Regions from separate parts of the Mus musculus genome. Here region 1 is linked to region 2. A link is a contact called in ENCODE Hi-C or POLR2A ChIA-PET data. All regions are on one chromosome and are shown on one strand. The core of a region is the stretch at or near the end of the contact, and the rest is flanking DNA. Distances in the headings are between cores, read along the strand shown. Region 1 holds the start of Lsg1 (large 60S subunit nuclear export GTPase 1). Region 2 holds the start of Tmem44 (transmembrane protein 44).

Region 1 (6,331 bases), core at 482-2,981, 37 kb after region 2:
TGCCCGTTGCTGTCAACAGTGTCGATATCCAACAACGCAAAAAAACAAGATCAAATATTTAAATGAACAGTTTCTTACCTCAGCAAGGGCACGCCCCCTTTATTGAAGCGAATTTTATTGTGTCCTCATTTTACTATCAAGGAAACTGAGGTTTAAATAGGTAAAATAATTTACCTATTGTTCCAAACTAAGTACTGATGAAGAACTAGAACCCAGACTGTCTTGACTCGGCTGGCCAATTAAAAATATTTCATAGGGATCTATGAGAGAGAATATTTTAAAGCCAAGTGTGGTGGTGCATGCTGTCATCAAAGGAGCAGGAGTCTCAGAGACCACAAGTTTAAGGGCCATCGTGAACTGTGTAGAGATCTGTTTCCCCACTCCCCTTAGTCTCCTCTGCCCCAAATCCCAAGGGCTGGGAGACTGACTTGCCTGGAATGACCATTAAAAAAAGAGCTACCTGCTAATTGATTTCTCATACAACCCTGAGTTTGGACAGGCGGTGGTGGCGCACGCCTTTAATCCCAGCACTTGGGAGGCAGAGTCAGGCGGACTTCTGAGTTCGAGGCCAGCCTGGTCTACAGAGTGAGTTCTAGGACAGCCAGGGCTACACAGAGAAACCCTGTCTTGCAAAAAAAAACAAAACAAAACAAAAAACAAACAAAAAAACCCAAAAAACCAAAACAACCCTGAGTTTGATATATACCATCCCAAGTTATATGCTTACTACAGATACAAACATAGTTTTTTTTTTTTTAAACGAAATTAAGGATTAAAAGCTTAGGATTAACAAATATCAGGATATGAGTTAGAATTTCTTTAGATTAAAATTAAACCTCTCCACTATTTCCCGAAGGCCAGTACATTGAGAGTAGTATCAAAAGTCCAGACTTGAACACTGAGAAAGAAGCATGTGTGTCTTCCTCAGAGTTTGGAAATGGGACGATGTAACGGACACGCACCAGGGACAACTTCAGCACAGGATTTTAGTGAGGACTCGGAATGTCCTCAAATACTCTGCTGGGATTAATTTCTATACTTCATTTACTTTTTAAGGCTACCACGATCTTCCCTAAGCTTCTAGAGACAATGTCAATTTCTTACGATAAACCCCAAGGGGGCAAAACAAGGCAAAGCAGAGATCGCCTCTAACGGAACCATCTCTAGAGGATCGATTCTCTGGGCAACTAAAATCGGAAAGTTTAAAAGATCCAAGCATGGTGGCCACGGCTTGTAAACCCAGAACTCTCCAGGCACAGGCACGAGGAAGGCAGTCCTGAGCCAAACTTGGCTGCATACGGAGACTTTGTTTCAAAATTTTACGATAACAAGTTATCTTCTTTATAGAAATATCCAAGAGCGCCCGTGGCTTCTAGAGCATAACTCAAACACAGTGAAACATTCCAACACGATGGGTTCTTCCCATTTTCATTACACACTAGTCCTGTATCAAGCCTCTCTGCGCCCTGCTGGGGTCTGCTTCCAAACCCTGTTCAGGCGCGACTTCTGGCTCCAACTTTTGTAGCATGGAGGCACTCAGAACAAGACAGAAAGACTATGGAGAGCACAGATTTCCTTACCCAGGAGTCAGTATGACGGTGGCTGCGGCTTCGCTGAGTCTGCTGCCGGATAAGTACTCGGCCCAGGGACCCACCACCCGGCGCTCGTCTCCGACCCATAACCACGCATCAACAGCACAAACCACTGCTCAGCACGCGAGGCTTCCGGTTTCTCCGGCTGTGAACCCGGAAGTGATGTAAGAGCGAGCCTAAGTTGTCCAGTCCGGAAGTGTAACAGCGGGGTATTGAATGACTTGTTTCAGAATGATTTTGGTAGATCCCAAGTTTGACAATATTATAGAGAAGAAATGTAAAATTTTTTTCTCGGTGATTCCTTATGGCTACTCCTACGACTGTTTCCATTTTGATACACTGACCGATTTAAGAGAATGGTACATTCCAGACTTGTACTCCACTGTTTAAAGTCCGGCGGGAAATTGGGACAACTGGAAAATATGTCCGCTCAAGTTCACGGGACTAACTCCATCTTCCCCGCGGCTTCCGTCAGGAAGAGGAGGGGACTCCGGTGAAAGAAGAGTGCTTCTGTGGCTCTAGGTGGCAGAAGGTTCCCGATGCTGGTTTTTCTGCTCAGCAATTAAATCGATTTTTGTTTTCCTAGTATTCACTAGTTGCGGAGCAGGGAGAAAAATTCACACATGGGTGAGAGTTTAGAATGGGCAGTTAAAAAGCATTTTCAGAACTAGAAAGTGAAAGCCGGCGGCGTTGCGCTTCTGCTTTCTGGAGCAGAAAAAAAAAAGTTCACATGTTCCAGTGAGCATTGTATCAACATTTTTTATAATTAAAGTTAAAGCGAAAATAGTGATCTGGCTCCACTAATAGATATTCAATGCCCCAAACCAATCATCGGCTTTCCTCGTAATGTGTATATATAAAAAGTCAATTTAAGCCAGGCGTGGTGACACACACCTTTAATCCTAGCACTTGGGATACTGGATGGCAGATCTCCACAAAGAGAGCTCCAGGACAGTCAGGGCTACACAGTGAGACCCTTTCTAAAAAAGAAAAAAGAAATCAGTTTATAATCGACTGTGTTGAATAACATCCTCATTGGGGAGACCACGGTAACATGCTGCTTAGCCATGGAAGTAGTTTTCACCGGCTATAGATCAAAGACATGCTATGAGTTAGGAGTCTTGTTACACTTCCATTATTATTGAGAGTACTCGGTCATTGTTGCTAACTTGTTTGATTAATCTATGTATAATAAAATATTATAACTAAGTGGCACATAAACATGTATATATACACATATATGTGTATCTATGTATACGCACGCGCACACACACACATGCATGCCCACAATATTTTTACTTGTCAGTTAAAATAATTACGAAAAACATCAGGAAGGCACCTAGTCTGTTAACTTTTCTAACTTTAATGTGTACAGAAATTTCCCAGGAATAACCTTAACAGAATGACTGATTCATAAGTTCTGGGTGCTGTGTGTGTGTGTGTGTGTAACACGTTTCCAGGTAACAAGTAACAAGAGCAGCCCAGCCCGTTCTTTTCTGGTGCCGATGAAGACGCTGCAGTGGACTAGTTAGCAGCCAGCAGAACTGGGACCACACCGCTCACCCATTTCTGACTCTTTGCCCACTTCCTTTTTGTGTGCCATACCTCCACTAGACTCTTGCTTAATTGGAGTGAATTTTGTGGAGCTCCCAAAGGAATGACAAAGTCGGTGGCAGTTGGAAAGTCTTTGGGACGGCAGTGCTCACAAACCAGAGAAGGAATGGACGAGAACATGAATTCTCTGTTTCCCAGCATAGAAGCACGACTGTAAAATCTCTGAACACACTCTCCAGGAGGAAGATAGAGAGAAGATACACAAATAGAATTAGAGACAGCATCTGTTTTTGTTTTTTTTTTTTTATGCAAGAGCAAGAGAAATTTTATTTAATCCAGCATGCAGGGGTCACCCTGCATATAGGGAGAGAGCGACCGCATCTGGCACTGTTAAAGTTAACCCTAACTCAAGGAAATGAAGAGGGTTATGCATTTTAATAATGGCAACACTAATAGAGAGTTTAGAGAAAATGGCCATCTCATTACTAGAGTAACCATTCAACCAGTAACTCAAGGCTTCACCTTAGTTTCCTTTTCCAGAGCATTTGAAAAAGGAAACCCTCTTGGCTGGTTGGTTAGTTAGTTAGTTTGTTTAAGACAGACTCATATCCCTCGTCCCATACGGTTTCTCTGTGTAGTCCTAGCTGTTCTGGAATTCACTCTGTAGACCAGGTTTGCCTAACTCAGAGAAATCTGCCTGCCTCTGCTCCTCAGATGCTGGGACTAAAGGTATGCACCACCAGCTCTGTGCTCAAAATGAAAATTTAATCAAAATTTTTTTGGGAGTGTCAAAAGAGCACCAACATGGTAAGATTAATAGTAACTATTCCAAGCTGCCAACTAAGGCACAACCTATTTAAATATTTTCTCACAACACAATACTCAAAGAAGTGAGCCTCAGTTTTCTTATCTGGCTAATAGGAATATGAATAGTGGTCATGCCTTTAATGTAGTAAATGCCTTTAATCCCAGTATTTGGGAGGCAGACAGAGGCCAATCTCAGTGAGTTTGAGGACAGCCTGCATAGAGAACCCCAGGCCAACCAGGGCTATATCATAAGACCCTGTTTCAGAACAAAACAAACAGAATGATCATCAAAATTTTTGTCCTACAAATGTAACAAACACAATAATTCTGCAAGACCATTGTCCAGTAGTTTGTGGAGATACCCGTTTTTCTTCTGCCCCACCCCACCCACACACACCCTGACTGAGCCATATACGTGAGAACCCAGCTAGATAATTGTTCATGGAGAAGGGCAAAGAGGTAAGCAACTGAGGGAGCTGATGAGGCAAGAGCATAGGACCCAGATTCGAAAGAGGAGTGCAAGTGAGGATCATGGTGATGAAGGATTGAATAAAGGGCTGGATGCTGCCAGAAGGAGGGGGATGTGTGGATGAATCAGCCAGGTCCCTGCCCTCTGACTGCAGGAGCTATTCCACCCACACACTGTAGGGCGCAACATAGCCCAGCCAAACTCCTGCCATTGCTTTGTCATGCCATCTGAAAAGCTCATCTACCAGACCTCCACCGGAATACTCCCAATTCCCAGAGCTAAGCTCTTCCATGGAAACCAGGATTTCCCGAGAAACTGATTCCTGGGGGGTGGGGTGGTGGTGGTGGTGGGGAGGCTGCATTGGTTTGGGGTTTGGAAGCCTGTATCAACCTTCCAAATAGCAGCACAGGGAGAGTGGCTCACCCATGATGTTGCATAATAGGTGACTTACCTTGTCTAAACAAAGGCAGTTCCAAGCCCTGATACCCACACCCAGGAACAAATGTTGGGATCGTGTTTCACCAATTCAGTTCCACACTGCTCCCAGGGCTCCACATCTCTCAGGGGAGGGAGACGAGAAGCAGATTGGCTTCTATTTTGGCTTTATCACCCCTTTGCCCAACAATGTGTCAGTGGCTGACATTTTCTCAAGGTAAACACACATCCCCATTCTCCCATCTCTCACCTCTACACACCCTAGTCAGGAACAGCAAAGCAGTTTGCATAAGCCCACAAGTTGTGAAAAAGTCTGGCCATCTTTGTGGAGTGTTGACAAGTCAGTAGGGGAACTCCCTCCTATTATCTGTTCTTTTCCGTTTCTCTAAAATAGAGATGGATGGGTTCTCACCTGCCAGTGAGTTTAAATAACTTTGCAGACATTTATTGGTGGTTATTATTAATGATTGGTTCAGTGCAATTAAACATTGATTGGCTGAGTAAGTTGTCCATGCAAAGGAAATTTGCAAAGGGGCTCTTGTTTTGATTGTATCTTCTATACTATAGGCTATAGTACACACACACATATCACAGCTATAGAAATATATATGTATATATGTGATATATATATATGTATATATATGCCTATGGATAAAAATAACTTAAAACATTTAGGGTGGATGGAGAGATAGCTCAGCAGTTAAGAGCACTGACTGCTCTTCAGGAGGTCCTGAGTTCAATTCCTAGCAACCACATGGTGGCTCACAACCATCTGTAATGGGGATTTGATGCCCTCATCTGGTATGTCTGAAGACAGTGACAGTTTCTCACATACATGAAATTAATAAATACATCTTTAAAAAAACATTTAGGGCGTGTGGGTGTGCGCGCGAATACGCGCAGCTGCATATTTATGTCATGGCACTTCTATAGGAGATAGAGGACAATTTTATAGAGTCGATTTTTCCTTTCCCTGTCACAAAAGCTCTGAGGATGGTGCCCAGGGTACCAGGTTTATGCAGCTAGCCTTTACCCCCTGAGCCATCTTGCCAACCCCTACGCCTATGGATTTTTTTTAAAAAATCAACTCTTACATGTGATGCATCCACGGTCTTATTCATAAATGACTTTACAATTAAGTTTCCCTTTCACAAGAGTCAGGTAAGAAAGGATATCATTGTTTTCCTGCACCTAAAAGTTGTAGCAATTGTAGACAAGTTGAGTCAAAGTTAAATGAAGGAATCTAGGTGAGGGTTTAGTAATTGCCAAATCGGAAATTAACAGAAAGTGCCAGGTTGATCCCACTGGGTCGATAATTTCCTCCATCAATTTATGGATCTCCCCAGCATCTGGACAGTCAACTTTGGACAAGCTCCTGACTGAATGAGTGTATATTGCAGTGTCAATCACCCAGGGTTAAATAATTCCCATCAGCCTGGGAGGGTGGCATGGACCATCAGGTAAAGCCTATTCC
Region 2 (6,251 bases), core at 1,352-3,851:
TTGAAACACCTTAATCCTAGCACTTGGGAAGCAGAAGCAGGGGTTTCTGAGTTCGAGGCCAGCCTGCACTACACAGTAAGTATTAAGTTTAAGGAGAGATGGGGGCTCTTTTCCTTTTCCTCTTCCAAATCAGGCCCTTACAAGCTGGTTGTCAGGTTTTTTCTTTTAAAGATTTATTTATTATATGGAAGTACACTGTAGCTGTCTTCAGACACTCCAGAAGAGGGAGTCGGATCTCATTATTGTGAACCACCATGTGGTTGCCGGAATCTGAACTCAGGACCTCCGGAAGAGCAGTCACTACTCTTATCCACTGAGCCATTTCTCCAGTCCAGCCGTCAGGTTTTATCTTCTGAAAGGGAAACAGGATCTAAAAGCCACCCTAGCACTGCAGCTAACTATAGTGGTAATTACCTAAATTTAAAAGGCGATTTGTTTCTTTGAAATTAGAGTCAGATCCGCCTTACCCATCTGTGCAGTGGGTGGCAGCTTCTTCCAGCTGAGCAATTTGAGCATATTCATAAAGCAGGGGAAACCAAACTGAATAACAGCACGGTGCTCCGGGCTCCTCTCCCTAGGTCTCCAAACTGCTGGCTTTTCTCCTACAGCACCTCTCCCTACCTTCATGAACCTGGGTCATACAGTGGGCAGGGTCTCTCTGGCAATATCACCAGTGCTGTCACCACCACACTTGAGTTTCAGTAACCATGCTGGATTTTATAGAGAAATGGGCTGGGAGCGGCTTCGGCTTCATCCGCTCAGGCAGAGTGGTTGGCTCTGATTCCATAGATTAGGTTCTGAGCATCAGTCCCAAGGATCATAATTACAGAAAGAAGGTTGTTACCCAACACCTTAAACATCTCTGTGTCTGCCAGCCCCAAGCCTGAAGCTCAGGGTGTCACCCGTCAGCTATAAATCTAAGCTCTGGGTATTAAAACCAATGCAAGCTCGAGGAGTGAAGACTGGTCGGGTAAGAGATGTGGACCCAAATGAACAACGCTTTACTTCAACCTTTGCATTGGAGAGAGGAGACCCTGCAGCCTGGGGTGATGATGTGAGCCAGCGGCAGGCCTCTAGCTTCACCACTCAGGGCTTTACCCTATGCCCTGTGCTCTCAGGGGCCAGGACTCCCAGACTGACCTTAACCTAGCAACCTGCCCCCCAAGATCCATTCTCTGCAGAAAGACAGGGGGAGAGGGGTTCAGGAGTGATGGGGTACAGAGAGAACAGAGAGGCACATCTAGCCTCAGGCAGGGCAAAAGTCGGCCATTCTAAGCACACTAGTTCACTTCTGTAAGCCATGGTTTCCAGGGGTGAGCATGCCTACCTGTGTTGGCTGCATAGGATGGCTACGGAACAAAGGAGACCATGCATGCAGAGCCCTCTACCTCAGAGAGCTCAATCCCTGATGCCTACCTGAGTCACAGGCAGGATTATTATTCACTCAGGAAGCAGGCTCCTCATCCGATTGATAACAGCACCTGCCTTAGGGACAGGGGCAGGCGAGGAGCAAGAGGACGAAGAAATGTAACTCAGGCCCAGAGTGTCTGTCCTGGACTCCAGTCTCTAGGCAATGGACTGCTGACTCTCTGAACCACTACAGACAGTCTTGAGGGGGTTGTCCACCGAGCGCTAAGGTGAGCCAGTTGCAGGAGTCGGGATAGAGGGATGCTGTACACTCTCCCCCGCCTGGGTATACTTGGGTGGCACCACCCTGGAAACTGTCTCTGGGTTTCTGTGCGTGGGGACAGGGTGGCTGAAGACCTGGAGGCTATGCTCTCACAGAACCCAGGCTACAGGGATTGCCTGGCCAAACCACCGGGAGACAGACAAAAGCAAAAACTGTGGCCAGAGTCAGATAACCACTGCCTCACCTCTTGGCATAAAGAGCTTTGGATAAATTAAAAGTAGAAAACATCGAGGGACTTGCTAGGGTCCCTAAGGGTGGGTGGTAGAGCCAGAGCGGTAATGGTGTTTAATGAGCACGTATTAAGTCCTTTGCCTGCTATGCCTTATTTAATCCTCACATTCATTTTATGAGGCATATCCTCATTCACAGGAGACCCAAAGGCTTACACTTGCTCCCCTCACACCGCCAACAACCAGGAAAAGGCTGACAATAGAAGCTGTTCCAAGCCCGCATCCACTGCACCACCCAGCCTCCTGCTGCCGGCTCGCAGCCCAGCTTCCCCGGTGCGCGGAGTCCAGAAAGGACTCCACTTCAGTCCACATAGCAATGTCAGATCCGAACTCGGACTTGAGCTACCTGCAGGACGCCCCCTGTACGCCCCTTCCCCCTAGGCTTCCTAGAGGAGCCGAGGCGAGTGACGCCCAGTCGCCCCCGCGGGTGGCCCGCCACCCCTCGCGCGGGTCCCGTCCCCATTACAGCGTGTGGGCAGCGATCCAGCAGCAGGCGGCGCAGATCCACAGGCCGAAGGAGATGCAGACGCGGCGGCGGGCGAAGCAGCGCTCCAGGTAGTCCCAGTTCAAGAGCGGGGGCGCGGCGCTAGCCCCCTCCTCCATGGCACGGCCGAGCCTCCGCCGACCCCGGGGAAAGTTCCCGGACCGCGCGGCTCCCCAGCCTCGCCTATTGTGGGGCTCTGCGGGGTGCAGGCTGCCCCCTAGCGGTAGAGCCGCGCGCGGCCGCTGCACAAAGGAGGGCCCCGCCAGCACCCAGTCCCTTTGCGGGTTCGCCCGGTTCCAAAGCCAGACAATACTCTGGCGCGGACCAGCGCTAGTGGGGGGATGGAGGGAACCCCGAGGAGCGTTGTCCCTGGTTGAAAAGATGCAGCACAAAAGTGTGGGGTGGGGGACGGATGGGGTACACATCGCCTCTGCTTCCTCCTTCCCCTCTGCTGAAGCTGTCAAGGGCACGCCTTGCGCCACCCCGGCCAGAAAGGGGTTAAACTTGAAATGTGCCGCTCCCATCCAACCACGGTGCCGCACAATTCAGGTACATGGATGGTTTTTCGCTAAAGGAAACCATTAGAATATTTTCAAATTGTCTTCGATTTCAGTAAGTTTGCTTAGAGCACAGCTTGACGGTGGCTTCACTGTTTATTTACTTTTGAGGCAGGGTTTTGCCACGTGGTCCAGGCTAACCTGGAGTTCACTGTGTAGCCCTGGTGGGCCGCCAACTCAAAGACTCTTCCCGCTTCAGCCTCCCAGGTACTGGGACTGTGCAACAGCCATCCACCTTGATGTCTACTGCAAAGAAAACGCTGTGGTCTAAATGATCACACGCACTCCAATTCCATATATTTAAACTTAGCCACAAAGCCAGGAGTGGTGGTGCACACTTTTAATCCTGGCACTGGGAGGCAGAGGCAAGAGGATCTCTAGGTTCAAGGCCAGCCTGGTCTACAGAGTGAGTTCTAGGACGGCCAAGGCTACACAGAGAAACCCTGGCTACTCGGGGGTGGAGTGGGGTGGGGTGGGGTGGGGAGGGGTAGGGTGGGTGTGTAAGGGAGAAACATAACCACCAACTTGGTAGTATCACGAGGGGCGAAAGTGTTTGCTGCCAAGCCTGAAGACCTGGGTTCAATCTAATCTTCCATCTAATGGAAGAGAGGAAATAACTGACCACACATATTGTCTGAACTCCACACTTGAATGCACACATACAAACACACACAGGCATGCACACACACAGACACACATAGGCACATATGTGCAGCTGTCAGTGCATGACGGTGTAGCCATATCTACTACATCCCCTCTGCCGTCACGGACTGGAATTCACCCTCTGCTCCCTGGAGCTGGGACTTGGAGCAGAGAACTGAACCTATCTTTAAAATGTTCCTACTTGCCTGGCAGTGGTGGCACATGCCTTTAATCCCAGCACTTGGGAGGCAGAGGCAGGCGGATTTCTGAGTTCGAGGCCAGCCTGGTCTACAGAGTGAGTTCCAGGACAGCCAGAGCTACACAGAGAAACCTGTCTTGAAAAACAAAAACAAAAACAAAAAAGTTCCTACTTAAAATCCAGACAATGGCACCTCCCTTTGTCCTCCTGTGACACTAGAAACCCTGAAGTTCAAGCAGTGACACAAACCACCAATGGAAGTTAATCTTATTGTCATCCTAAGGAAGTCGGGCTCTAAGACAGGGAAGAAAACTCAGCTGATGTGATGGGAGGAAGACCATGGCTCAGCTTCTTGTTCCCTCCCTCCCTCCCTCCCTCCCTCCCTCCCTCCCTCCCTCCCTGCCTCCCTCCCTCCTTCCCTCCCTCTTGGGCTGTCTCTCTTTCTCCTATGTGCTCATCTCTCTCTCCCTCCCTCCCCTGCCCCCTCTGTGGGTGTGTCACTATGTGACCCAGGCAAACCTGGAACTCCCTATATAAGTCAAGCTAGCCTTGAGCTCAGAGTTCTGCCTGTCTCTGCCTCCAATGCTAAGATTAAAGATGTGTGCCACGTTTGCCAGGCAGCGATGGCACATTCCTTTAATCCCAGCACTCTGGACGCAGGGGCAGGTGGATCTTTGAGTTCCAGGTCAGCCTGGTCTACATTGCAAGTTTTAGGACAGTCAGGGCTACACAAAGAACCCTGTCTCAAAAAACAAAACAAGAAAGCCCCAAACATACAAACACTCAAAAGATGTCCTCCACCACACCCCAGCTTACTTTTAGCTTGCTTTTTTGAGGCAAGGTGTTACTATGTAGCCCAGGCTGGGCTGGCTCTTGCATGTGGTAGGACTCTGAGTGGGTTTGTAACTGCTGCTGATCTAGCTCTTTGTTGCACAGGCTTTCCGTTTCTTCCTGATTCAATCTTAGCAGGTTGCATTGTCTAGCTTGTCTTATCCATCTCTATTCTTTAGACTCACGTGCTCAGCTGGCTACTTGCTGCTTCCGCTTGTGTCTAACTGAACTGGTCAAAAGCCAAACTCCAGTTTTCCCTCCCTAAATTCCAGCATTTGGTGTCAGTCGAGGGTAAAAACTGTCACCTGCAGCCAGGAGACTGTCAGACTCCAGAGCCACAGACAGCCGGAGGAGAGCACCTCTGAATGCTTGGACCAACAGTAGTATTCTACCATCGTCCCCTGCCTGGAAGCTCCCCCAGTTTCCTTTTCCAGGCCACTGAGAGCCCAGCAGCTTAGCCCCTGCCTTTTGGCCGTGGTCCAGACTCTGCTGAAAAGAAAACCTAGCAAGAGCCCTGAAGTGCTTGTCCTCCTGGGCAGTGGGCCACCAGGCTTCTCCCAGGCATTTCCTGCTGGCAGTGGTGGTGCGGCCTCAGGCATTGTCCTGCTAAGAAGGAAGGGCTGAGCCCGGGGCCTCCTGCCTGAGCTTCCCTTTTGGTGAGGGCCCAGTGTGGTGGCACCAGGGTTCCGACAGCCTCTCACGAAGTACAGCCAGGGAGAGGAAGGGCTGTGGTGGCAAACAGCCTTCGGTGAACAATCCCAGGGTAGAAACAACACACCCCACAGGGGTCTGTTCGCTGCTGGAGAGAACCTGGCTCAGAGAGAAACCTTTGGAAGTGATACATTTCCAGTCTTTTGTTCTGTTGCCTTTTTTCAGATACACAGATTTGAACTTGTGATCTTCCTGCTTCAGTCTCCTAAATGCTGTGATTTCAGATGTGCACACCAGCATGCCAGGGTTTCTGGTATAACTCTCTACTTTTAAAGATTGCTTCCAAGTTCTTCTGGTAGTTTATTTTATCCTTTTACATCCCCCTCCCTTCTCCCCCCACCCCCAACTTGAAATTGCTATCATGACATTTCAACTCAGGCTCAGCAGTGTGTGTCTCCAAGGACACCTCCTTTCTCCCCCATTTTTTGAATATTCTATGAGTTCAAGACTCCTCTTTTAAAAGTTCAGTGCAAGCACCTATAGTTCCAGCATGTGAGAGGTTAAGGCAAGAGGATCACCACAAGTGTAGGGCCATCCTGGGCGGAGTCCTGCTCAGCCAGTGAGGGAAAGAAGGTCGTGGTTCCCACCCCTGGAACAGAGCCGTCAGGGAATGGGCCTCTAAGAGTGTTGGTGGTGGCTGTGAGTATGAGGCTTGTTTGTATAATAATGTACATATTTTCATGTTCATCCTTTTGCTTTTTTTTTTTTGTTGTTGTTTTTTTTTTTTGTTTTTTTTGGTTTTTTGGTTTTTCGAGACAGGGTTTCTCTGTATAGCCCTGGCTGTCCTGGAACTCACTCTGTAGACCAGGCCTCGAACTCAGAAATCTGCCTGCCTCTGCCTCCCAAGTGCTGGGATTAAAGGCAAGCGCCACCACACTGGGCTCTCATGTTCCTCCTTTGAGGAATG

What was found. A loop is a pair of places that touch in the nucleus more often than their neighbours do. ChIA-PET counts read pairs that join two places held with the same protein, here RNA polymerase II (POLR2A).
Region 1: a loop to region 2 is called in a map of left cerebral cortex, with 7 times the contacts of the local background. The contact joins the promoter of Lsg1 here to the promoter of Tmem44 in region 2. A Hi-C loop is called at or near these places in 1 of 37 maps with a recorded cell type or tissue (left cerebral cortex). POLR2A ChIA-PET finds 5 or more read pairs at or near these places in 3 of 5 experiments (Patski and embryonic stem cell).

Annotation. Positions count from the first base shown.
Region 1 is chr16:30,585,858-30,592,188 of GRCm38, forward strand. It overlaps Lsg1 (large 60S subunit nuclear export GTPase 1), which reads right to left and starts at 1,732. Exons shown (of 14, transcript NM_178069.5): 1 at 1,581-1,732. The coding sequence starts at 1,679.
Region 2 is chr16:30,547,977-30,554,227 of GRCm38, forward strand. Tmem44 (transmembrane protein 44) reads right to left here and starts at 2,602. Exons shown (of 11, transcript NM_001384248.1): 1 at 2,387-2,602. The coding sequence starts at 2,523.